2 separate regions of the Homo sapiens genome follow, and region 1 is linked to region 2. Evidence: chromatin loops called from intact Hi-C (ENCODE). Cell type or tissue: tibial artery. All regions are shown on one strand. Each heading gives the region's core, and the rest is flanking DNA. Links, peaks and the distances in the headings are about the cores only.

Region 1 (5,386 bases), core at 109-5,108, 54 kb after region 2:
CTAAAAATACAAAAATTAGCCAGGTGTGGTGGTGCATGCCTGTAGTCCCAGCTCGGAGGCTGAGGCAGGAGAATCGCTTGAACCCCGGAAGTGGAGGTTGCAGTGAGCCGAGAATGTGCCAGGTGACACAGCTAGACTAGACTCCGTCTCAAAAAAAAAAAAATAGCTTTCAGAAAACAGCGTTACTCAAAATGCCTTGTGTTTAAATTTTAAAACTTTATTGGCTGACGGAAAACTGCCATACTTTCTTCCCACTACCATCCTGCTATTCCTGAATTCAATTTGCAAAAGAAGCATAGACCAAGAAGGGTTCCTTAGGTGCTCAACAGAATTTAAAGTGCGACAGATATGTTTACAATTAGAAAATAAAACTTCTCTCTCAGTTTAAAGAAATTTTTTTCTTTGTACATATTTTAAAGTACAGTTGTGTTTTCTTTTTAGGAACTGTGGAAAATGCCTATTTATAATGTCTTTGGAAGGATACCCCATTTTGTAATTGTGGTCTTCCAGATTCTTCTGGGTTAACATGTTGAGATGTATTCCACGGTACTCGCATTTCTGATAAATCCATATTGTCTCGAAGAGACTTCCTTTCAGCTTTCTGACATCTTATCAAGAATTAGTAGAGGGGCAAGAATTCTTGCCCTGTTAGTTTCCACAATGCAGCCATTTAACACCATCTCATCCAAAATGATGTGTACTTTATCCAAATTAAACATTATCTACGGTTATATTAAGGAAATTAGTTTAAAGTTAAAAATTATTAACATTCAGTAAAAATTTATGGCTTAACCTAGAGTGTTCCCAGTGTAAATTAGCCTAAGCATGAGGTTTTTTGTACAAAATTTCTGAAATTAAATTTAAAACTGGCATCCATATTAGAAATTGTTACCTTCATATATACATACCTAGTTTCACCTTGGTTAAGCTAACAGGATAAGTAGGGATAAAAATGAAACAGCTACATTTTTTAACCAAAGGGATAGGGGGTCTACTAAGTGCTAGAGAACACAGCAGTGTCATGTGGCAAGAGAATGACCTTAACTCAAAAATAGTGTTGTCTTCCCAGACAATAATAGTAACAGTAGCAACGATTTGTTGAATACTCCCGTTCCAGACAGTGTGTTGAGTTTCAGCCCTCTACAAATCTCTGATGTATGTTGTTACATATTATCCTCAGTTTACCCAGGATCAAACAGGTTCAAAGCATAGTCCAAGGTCACATGGCTAGTAAATGCCAGGTTTGAATTTAAACCCAAAGCTTGGGCTTGACTGCTCTGCTTATAGGCTCCTCAGGAGGGGCTAGACACCTCCCTCCTCAGCCCCCAAACCTCCACCCCAAAATAAATGCCTTGTACCTTCAGTTTTCTTCTCTGTCAGACAGACTGATGTAAAAATAACTATGAGGAGAAAATGAATGAAGAAGGCAGGGCATAATAAAATTTCTGGATTTCAAGACAGTATCTCTTACAAATGGGTAGTTCTAAGAAGTCATTTGAGAATGATGGAGCCACTTTGGCTTACAGGTGTTCTTACTGGGAAGTTAGTATGGGGCATGGGGAAAGAAGAAAATATTGTTAGACTATGATGTCTAGCAAACCACAAAGAACTAAATACTTCCCTCAAGAATCCCTTCAACTGAATACCTAACTTTTCTTTGGTGAAAGAAGGGGAACTGGAATGAGATGATGACAATGAATGTTTCTCAGTTTTACACCTTAATATCTGAAGTTCTCTGTCTACTTAAAGAGCATGATCCTGGTCTGTTACAAAAACAAAAACAGTTGACAGATTGTTTCAAATAAACTTCATTCAACAAATAGGTAATTAAATGCACTAGCGGAGTTCAAAATTAAATCTTTGTAAAGTGAATTGTTCCCTTTGATTTTTTTCAACCAGACCAGATATTCAAAGTCTACACTGTATTTGCTTAGTGAAGTGCAACTACACAGAATAGGACAAATGGTGAATGACTTTAAAGTTTTTATTAGGCTCTGTGTGAATATCTCATTAAGCTCTGTGCAAATAGTCCTCCAGCAGAATAAACTGTTTTCCAAGGACCCATGGGAACTGTCCTTAAGTGACCCAGAAAAAAAAAAAAAAGCGTTATTCTGATATACCTATTAATACTGTCTTTCAATTATACAGATGATTGCTTTGTCCCACGGCCAAACTGGGACTGGAATGTTAGGCCCTTGACTCTAACCTGTTCACTAGACCCAGAAGCCAGAACTTAGGTGAGACAAAGTGGGAATGGCAGCCAGGTATATATAGAAAGGCAGAGCTAAGAAGCACAGGTGGCTACGTGAAAAATGGCCTGGAGAACCTTCCTGTTATATTCACTAAGGGCAATGAAAGCCTTAGTGCCTTTGAAAATGTCGCCTTCTCCAAGATAACTTTCTTTGAGATACAAGGAAATCTAATTTTAACCCATGAATTAGTTCGGGGATCAAGCTGCTCTGTGGACTGCCCCATCTTTGGCAAGCAGATGATCTGCTGTTCAGATGTCCCCTTGAGCAACTGCCCAATTGTTTTGAAATTCAGATCAGAATTTACTGCTAAATCATATAAACCACTGACATCCCCACATTACAAGGAACAAGGACAAGGTCCTCCAGCAAGTCAATTTCCCAACATCCTGGAAACATGAGTTGCTCAGTGAGGTCACTGTATACTGTGGACATGTGACTGTGCCTGTGTATCTGTGTATCTGACTCAAACTCTAATAATCATGCAGCTTTCTGGCACTATATGGGGAAACTACAGACCAAATCCAATGTGAGGCAAAGGCCTGAAAGCTGATTTCCCCCTGGAATCTTGTGACTCTTTTAAAATAAGAATCCAGCTGTTGTTTACATCTTGATTTGGTTTATGAGCAACTTGTACACCCTGGTGAGGCCAAGAGTAATGGCATTTAGGCCATGTGCCAGGTAAGCAGGGACCAAAAAATACCCTATATGCTAAGCCCATGGAATAAACACACTGCAATGGTGACATTTGAAATAGGAGGAAGTAAGAAGGGCCCAGACTGTTGGTATACTAATGTAGTGAGCTCAGAATGGCTATTGAAAGACAGTCTTACCTTCAGGCTATAATGAACTTGACTGACTCTAAAGATCCTCAGGCAACTTGTTTTCTTTCATGGGCTCCCTAAGGTTGAGCTGACATGAGCTAGAAACAATCTCCCAAAGAGCGGAGTTACTGAAGTCCACTTTCTCCCAACCTACAAACCTAAGAGCCTTTCTGAATTTTCACATCATGTGGATTGGAATTGAACATCGTAGGGCTCCTGGAATATTAGTGCCACTTGAAATCAACTTTTTAATTACAGTGATTGAAATGAGGCCGGGCACGGTGGCTCACACCTGTAATCCCAGCACTTTGGGAGGCTGAGGTGGGCAGATTACGTGAGGTCAGGAGATCGAGACCAGCCTGGCCAATATGGTGAAACCCTGTCTCAGCTAAAAATACAATTAGCTGGGCATGGTGGCACACGCCTGTAATCCCAGCTACTCGGGAGGCTAAGGCAGGAGAATCACTTGAACCTCGGAGGCGGAGGTTGCAGAGAGCCAAAACTGTGCCACTGCACTCCAGTCTGGGCAACAGAGTAAGACTCTGTCTCAGAATAAATAAATAAATAAAAATGAAAATAAAAATAAATACAGTGATTGAAATGTTTATGGTCCCAACATTGGAATTTTATCTTTTTTTAGACGCAGCTTCTCTCTGTTGCTCAGGCTAGAGTGGAGTGGGGTGATCTAGGCTCACTGTAACCTCCATCTCCTAGGTTCAAGGAACTCTTGTGCCTCAGCCTCCTGAGTAGCTGGGAGTACAGGCATGTGCCACCACACCCAGCTAGTTTTTTTGTATCTTTAGTAGAGACGAGGTTTTGCCATGTTGGCCAGGCTGGTCTCTATAACTCCTGACCTCAAGTGATCTGCCTGCCTCAGCCTCCCAAAGTTCTGGGATTACAGGCGTGAGCCACCACGCCTGGCCCCAACATTGGAATTTTGATCTCTGGAAAATAAAACACTTTTCCATCATGAGTATTTTAACACCATAGTGGCAATCAAATTATCCTTTAACAAGTGAGAAACTGAGCAGCACAGACTCAAATGGAACCTCAAAAGGAATTCCACGGCAGAGACCAACCTAGAAACTACAATTTCTAACTCTAGATTTGGGTCTCAGATCCCTTGGTTTCTCATTTTATTTCTTTTTTTAAAAAATATTCTAGCTAAGTGTTCTTTAACAAAATATGTAGGGTGGGAAAACTTGCTTTCTCATTATTCATACTTTAATTTCCCACCAAATTAGGTAAGTGGCCAAGGGCCACTGTGTTCACATTTCCCCCAGAAAATACTACCATATAGAAGGCTATCATCATGAAGATTCTGCATAGTCCTGGAGACATTCTTCTTGTAGTATAGTATAGTCTTCTGTTCACTTTTTTTTTTTTTTTTTTGGTTAAGACAAAGTCTTACTCTGTTGCCCAGGCTGGAGTGCAGTGGCACAATCTTGGCTCACTGCAGCCTCGACCTCCTGTGCTCAAGTGATCCTCCCACCTCAGCCTCCCAATTAACTGTGACCACAGGTGCGCTGCCACGCCCATCTAATTTCTATATTTTTTGGAGGAACGGGGTTTCACTATCTTGCCCAGACTGGTCTTGAACCCCTGGGCTGAAGTGCGGCACTTTGCCTTTCTCGGCCTCACAAAGTGCTGGAATTACAAGCATGAGCCACTGTGCCCGGCCCTGTTCACATTTTGTCTCTTGCTAATGAGGCCACTGAAAAGGACTTTTTTTTTTTTTTTTTTTTTTTGAGATGGAGTCTTACTCTGTTGCCCAGGCTGGAGAGCAGTGGTGCAATCTTGGCTCACTGTAACCTCCGCCTCCCAGGTTCAAGCGATCCTCCCGCCTCAGCCTCCTGAGTAGCTGGGATTACTGGTGCGTGCCACCACGCCCCGCTAATTTTTGTATTTTTAGTAGAAGTGAGGTTTCACCATGTTGGCCAGGCTGGTCTCGAACTCCTGACCTCAGGTGATCCGCCTGCCTCAGCCTCCCAAAGTGCTTGGACTACAGGCGTGAGCCACCGCGCCTGGCTGTTATCTTTTTTTAAAGTAGGTTTTCATTAAAGGCCTACTCATATTCTGAGAACAACAGGATACCCAGCTGTGGTTTTGCTTAAAGTTTATGTAGGCTTATGCAAAATTAAATATGAAAGTCAGAGGTGGGTCAACGAGCCTGTTATTATTCTCATTTTTCCCCTAAATCTCTCTTGCTTCTCATAACTTGCTGTCACTATTCCTGACTAAAACAGAACCCACAAAAATGGAACAAAAGGAATAGGGTTAAAGCAGAGGGACCTGGTGGTGAGGAATGCTGGC
Region 2 (5,386 bases), core at 96-5,095:
ATTTTACCTATAATGGTAATATAAAATAGGATTTTTTTAATTTGCTTTGTTTTGAAACAGTCTCTCTGTATTGTCCAGGCTGGTCTAAAATACCTGAGTGCAAGTAATCCTCCTGCCTCAGCCTCCCAAGTAGCTGGGACTACAGGCGCTATGCCTGGTTCTAAGATAGTTTTTAAATACAGTATGCAAAGAATACTTGTATATGATTAGGATTAGGGGAGAGTTCTTGTGTTTTTATGGCTTTGACCAGAGAAATTGTAATAATGATGTTTCTGTTTTTTTTTTTAAACAAACTTAGTGAAACCCTTGTAATGTTTTTTTTGAGACTCGGTTTCGCTCTTGATGCCCAAACTGTAGAATGGTGCAGTCTCAGCTCACTGTAACCTCTGCCTCCTGGGTTCAGGCTATTCTCCTGCCTCAGCCTCCTGAGTAGCTGGGATTACAGGTGCCTGCCACCATGCCCAGCTAATTTTTTGTATTTTTAGTAGAGACGGGGTTTCACCATGTTGGCCAGGCTGGTCTGAAACTCCTGACCTCAGGTGATCCACCCTCCTTAGCCTTCCAAAGTGCTGGGATTACAGGCATTTGCCACTGTGCCAGTCCTGTGATAGTGGTTTTCATTTGAAGCGGATGTTTTATATAAAGATGTTCACATCTTTATTTCCTGTTTGAATGTGCTAGGTTATCCCAAAGATATTTGCAGGTGGTATACTTTGGAAAGAACATAGCTTTTTTATTTATTTATTTTTATTTTTATTTTTTTTGAGATGGATTCTCACTCTGTCACCCAGACTGGAGTGCAGCGGTGCGATCTCGGCTGACTGCAACCTCTGCCTCCCCAGGTTCAAGTGATTCTCCTGCCTCAGCCTTCCGAGTAGCTGGGACTACAAGCACGTACCACCATGCCCAGTTACTTTTTTGTATTTTTAGTAGAGACAGGGTTTCACTGTGTTAGCCAGGATAGTCTCCATCTCCTGACCTCAAGTGATCCACCTGCCTCGGCCTCCCAAAGTAGTGGGATTACAGGCATGAGCCACCACATCCGGCCAACAGTAGTTACATTTTATAAAGTTATTGTGAATACTGAACCATTGCTTGTGGGAGAAATACTGGGTTAGATTTCTTCTAGGCCTAAGGCCTGTTGTGACAACATTTTTTCACCTTGTTTTTTAGTATGTTTTTGTTTAAAGACACCTTATTTGCTATGTATTGTTTTTTGTTTTTTGAGACAGAGTCTCACTCTGTTTCCTATGTTGGAGGGCAGTGGCACAGTCTCAGCTCCCTGCAACCTCCGCCTTCCAGGTTCAACCGATTCACCTGCCTCAGCCTCCCAAATACCTGGGATTACAGGTGCGCGCCACCATGCCCGGCTCATTTTTGCATTTTTAGTAGAGACGGGGTTTCACCATGTTGGCCAGGCTGGTCTCAAACTCCTACCTCAAGTGATCTGCCCGCCTTGGCCTCCCAAAAGCCACTGCGCCCAGCCTGATATGTATTGTTGATTTATTAATATTGAACTGGCCAACAGCACTGCTATGCTTGAACAAAGCTTATTTTAGCACACACTTTTTTTTTTTTTTTCTTGCAAGGTACGTCACAGTCTCCTTGTGCTTAGAAACACTGGATAGCACTTAAGCACTATGTTTGGGGGCCATTTTAAACAATGAAATCAGGAAGAAAAAGCCCCAAAATTCAAAATATGTGACACTAAGTAGATTGTGAATAGGGCACTTGTTTATAGTATGAGACCTGAAGCAAGAAAGAGTGTCACCTTTTTGAATTCTGCTGGGAACATGCATATTGGGCACCTTAAATTTATTGCTGCACTGTGCATGTCTGTCAATGAATGTGAAAGCTCTGCAATGATTGATTTTGAGGTTACAAATTTTAATGAATACTCATATTTGCAAGCATGGAACCGTTGAATAATCTGACTATAAATCACCTACCTCAAGAGTTTTTTGGAATATCTAATATGTCGTATTAACCAACCAAATCTAGACTACAGGATACTGAAATTTCATAACACAAACTAAAAAAAATCAGTGAGGACATTGTCTCAATCCTGTATTCTCATTAAAAAAAAAAAAATTATGGAGGGTGTGGAGTGAGGGTGGCAAGGGTTCCAGAACTGTTGGGTACTATGCTCACTACCTGGGTGTTGAGATCATTTGTATTGCAAACCTTAACATCACACAGTATACCCATGTAACCTGCACATGTACCCCGAATCTAAAATAAAAGTTGAAATTGTAAGAAAAAAATTTTAAAAATTACTGCTTCACTTTCTTGATTTGAAATCAGTAGCAACTCAGTGAGTAGGTGGCTATCCTTTTGCATATATAAACAAGTATGCATCAAAATATTTTAGGCAAAAATAATTTTAACTAATTTATTTATTTTTTTTTATTTTTTGAGGCAAAGTCTTGCTCTGTCACCCAGGCACTGGCACAATCTTGGCTCACTGCAGCCTCCACCTCCCGGGTTCAAATGATTGTCCCGCCTCAGTCTCCTGAGTAGCTGGGACTATAGGCATGCACAACCATGCCCAGCTAATTTTATTTTTAATTTTTAGTAGAGACGAGGTTTCACCATGTTGGCCAGGCTGGTCTTGAACTCCTGACTGACCTCAAGTGATCTGCCTGCCTTGGCCTCCCAAAGTGCTAGGATTACAAGCATGAGCCACCACACCAGTATTAATTATTAATACTGTTTTATAAAGAGATAGTTTCTTCAAACTTGTCTTATATCCATGATTGCCATCTTTTAATTCTGAAGGGCATACCAAAATAGAATAGAAAGTATTATTAAGTAGTTTAGAGAGATACGTTTTTTTCTGTTGCATTAGAGTTATGCTGGGTTTGTTTGGGATTAAAATGGCATTAGGTGAATCCTAAATTTACATTACTTAAGCATATATTTTTAAATAATATCATGTACTAAATTTCATCAGACCCAGAACATACATAGGTTGTTTCCTCAAATAACTGTAACTTCGAGAGCTCATTTGTGCCCAAATGACAGTACATACGTACCTTTTCGTGGTGAAATATGTAAATACGAGTGTCTATAAAAGTGAAGATTTGGTAAAATTATTAATTGTAAAAATTCACATTTGTTGTGTTTATTTTGGTAGGTACGAACTATGGCTCGAGATTTATACGATGACCATTTTAAAGCTGTTGAAAGCATGCCTCGTGGAGTAGTGGTAACACTCAGAAACATAGCAACTCAGTTAGAGTCATCTTGGGAACTTCATACAAATAGACAAGTATGTCATCCTCTAGATTTTAATGATATGTAGTGAATTTTAGTTTGATGTCTTCCCCTCTATCCTTTATGTCATGGGTATTGAGTAGGGGGTCAGCAAATTATGGCCCAGGAGCCAAATCTGGCCTGCTCCCCATTTTCGTATGGCTTTATGAGGTAAGAATGGTTTTTATACTTTTAAATGATTGAAAACAAACCAGAAGGACAATTTCAAGACACATGAAAATCAGATTTCGGTATCCATATAATTTAATCACACATAGCCATGCTTATTCATTTACATATTGTCTATGACTACTTTGGTGCTACAGGGGCGTGGTTGAATAGCTGTGATGTAGACTATATGGCCTGCAAAGCCTAAACTGTTTGCACTGGGCCCTTTACGAAAACGTTTGCTGACCTCTGGTAGACATAATTTGTGTTAATAATTTGAACTTTTAATTTTGCTTAATATCTAAATTATTGTCATGATAATTGATGTTCTGATAAGTTATTTTAAGAGCTATGTTTATGTTTTTGATTGCCTTCATTAAATTTTTTTTTCTTTTAGTGTATTGAGAGTGAGAACACTTGGAGAGATTTAATGAAGACAGCTTTAGAAAACCTAATTGTACTTTTGAAGGATGAAAACACAATTTCACCATATGAAATGTGTAGCAGTGGCTTGGTACAAGCACTTCTTACTGTGTTAAACAATGTAAGTTTATCAAGTAGTAAAGAACAAAAATACAGTTTTAAAAATTATTTGTAGTTACTCCTTCGGTAGAGTGGTTTTTAGTTTGTTTTGTCAAGAAATATTTAAAAGCTGAATGATGTTAATATTTCTAATTTCTTCAGCCTTTAGGTTTTATGATTAGTTTGAGCCAAATGAATTAAATAATTGTTTATTTTGATTTCTAAGTTCCCAGTTATAATTTGCTAAAGGTTTTGTTGACTAAAAACACTTCAGCTTGATTTGTTATTATTCACTCCTCTGATTTTTACATAAGTTATATAAAATAGAATATGTCTGTAGACCTTAAGTACCCAAGTTATATGCATAATGTGTGAACAATGAAAGTTTAGGAAGTTTATGATGGAAGGAACTCTCCACAGGGCTTGTTTTCCAAAGAAAAGTGTTGTTTGGAGGAGCAAAGTTATAAGCCTACCTAAGCATATCATAAAGCTGTTCAAAAATAACTCAGACTCAGTCTTGTGGATGGAAATGTAGCGCTCGAGTCACATTCTGCTTAAAGTTACAACAAATACAGATGAGTTAAAAGGAAAAAAGTTTAGGAAGTTTATGTGAAAATTTGATAAATATTTGCTAATAACCTTATATATTTTTTCGATTTAAGAATGTCTCTTTATTGTGGTAAAACTTTTTTCCTTTGTTTATATATTTATTTATTTTTGACACAGAGTCTCGCTTTGTCGCCCAGGCTTGAGTGCAGTGGCGCAGTCCTGACTCACTGCAGCCTCTGCCTCCTGGGCTCAAGTGATTCTCCTGCCTTAGCCTCCTGAGTAGTTGGGATTACAGGCACCTGCCACCACGCCCGGCTAATTTTTGTATTTTTAGTAGAGACGAGGTTTTGTCATGTTGGCCAGGCTGGTTTCGCACTCCTGACCTCAAGTGACCCGCCCGCCTTTGCCTCCCAAGTGCTGGGATTACAGGCATGAGCCACTGCACCTGGCTCTTTTTTCCTTTATTTTAATAAAAGAATTATATTCATTTCAGTTCTACTTAGTTTTATTTAATTAATTAATTAATTATATTTTTAAAAATTTGGAATGCTTCACGAATTTGTGTGTCATCCTTGTGCAAGGGCCATACTAATCTTCTCTGTATCATTTCAGTTTTGGTATATGTACTGCTGAAACGTGGACTACTCAGTTCTTTTTAGTGTGTGTGCATGTGTGTATGTGCATCTGTGTGTTCGCCATGATGCCTAGGCTGGGCTCAAGCGATCTGCCTTCCTTGGCCTCCCAAGGTGCTGGGATTACAGGTGTGAGCCACTGTGCCTGGCCAGAGTTGATTTCTTGATCTTAATCATTGTATGTGCTGATGCACTCTTAAGATTTACTTTAGGCTGGGCGCGGTGGCTCGTGCCTGTAATCCTAGCACTCTAGGAGGCTG

What was found. Peaks named below come from ENCODE experiments on the same cell type or tissue, not always from the same donor. Only the 100,000 strongest peaks of a DNase experiment are listed, where the experiment ranks them.
Region 1: it touches region 2 in a loop (2.1-fold over the local background); 13 of 110 quality-filtered maps call a loop at or near these places.

The regions. Positions count from the first base shown.
Region 1 is chr14:31,088,243-31,093,628 of GRCh38, reverse strand. It overlaps AP4S1 (adaptor related protein complex 4 subunit sigma 1), which reads right to left. Exons shown (of 6, transcript NM_001128126.3): 6 at 1-722. The coding sequence ends at 594. Among named protein-coding and RNA genes, the nearest start is that of STRN3, 65 kb to the right of the region's middle. In tibial artery, for the core only: no CTCF peak of the experiment used is centred there; a DNase peak (open chromatin) is centred at 2,658; H3K27ac peaks cover 2,393 bases.
Region 2 is chr14:31,142,692-31,148,077 of GRCh38, reverse strand. HECTD1 (HECT domain E3 ubiquitin protein ligase 1) reads left to right here. Exons shown (of 43, transcript NM_015382.4): 16 at 3,137-3,271; 17 at 3,821-3,967. It also overlaps the pseudogene RNU6-541P. Among named protein-coding and RNA genes, the nearest start is that of HECTD1, 62 kb to the left of the region's middle. In tibial artery, for the core only: no CTCF peak of the experiment used is centred there; no DNase peak of the experiment used is centred there.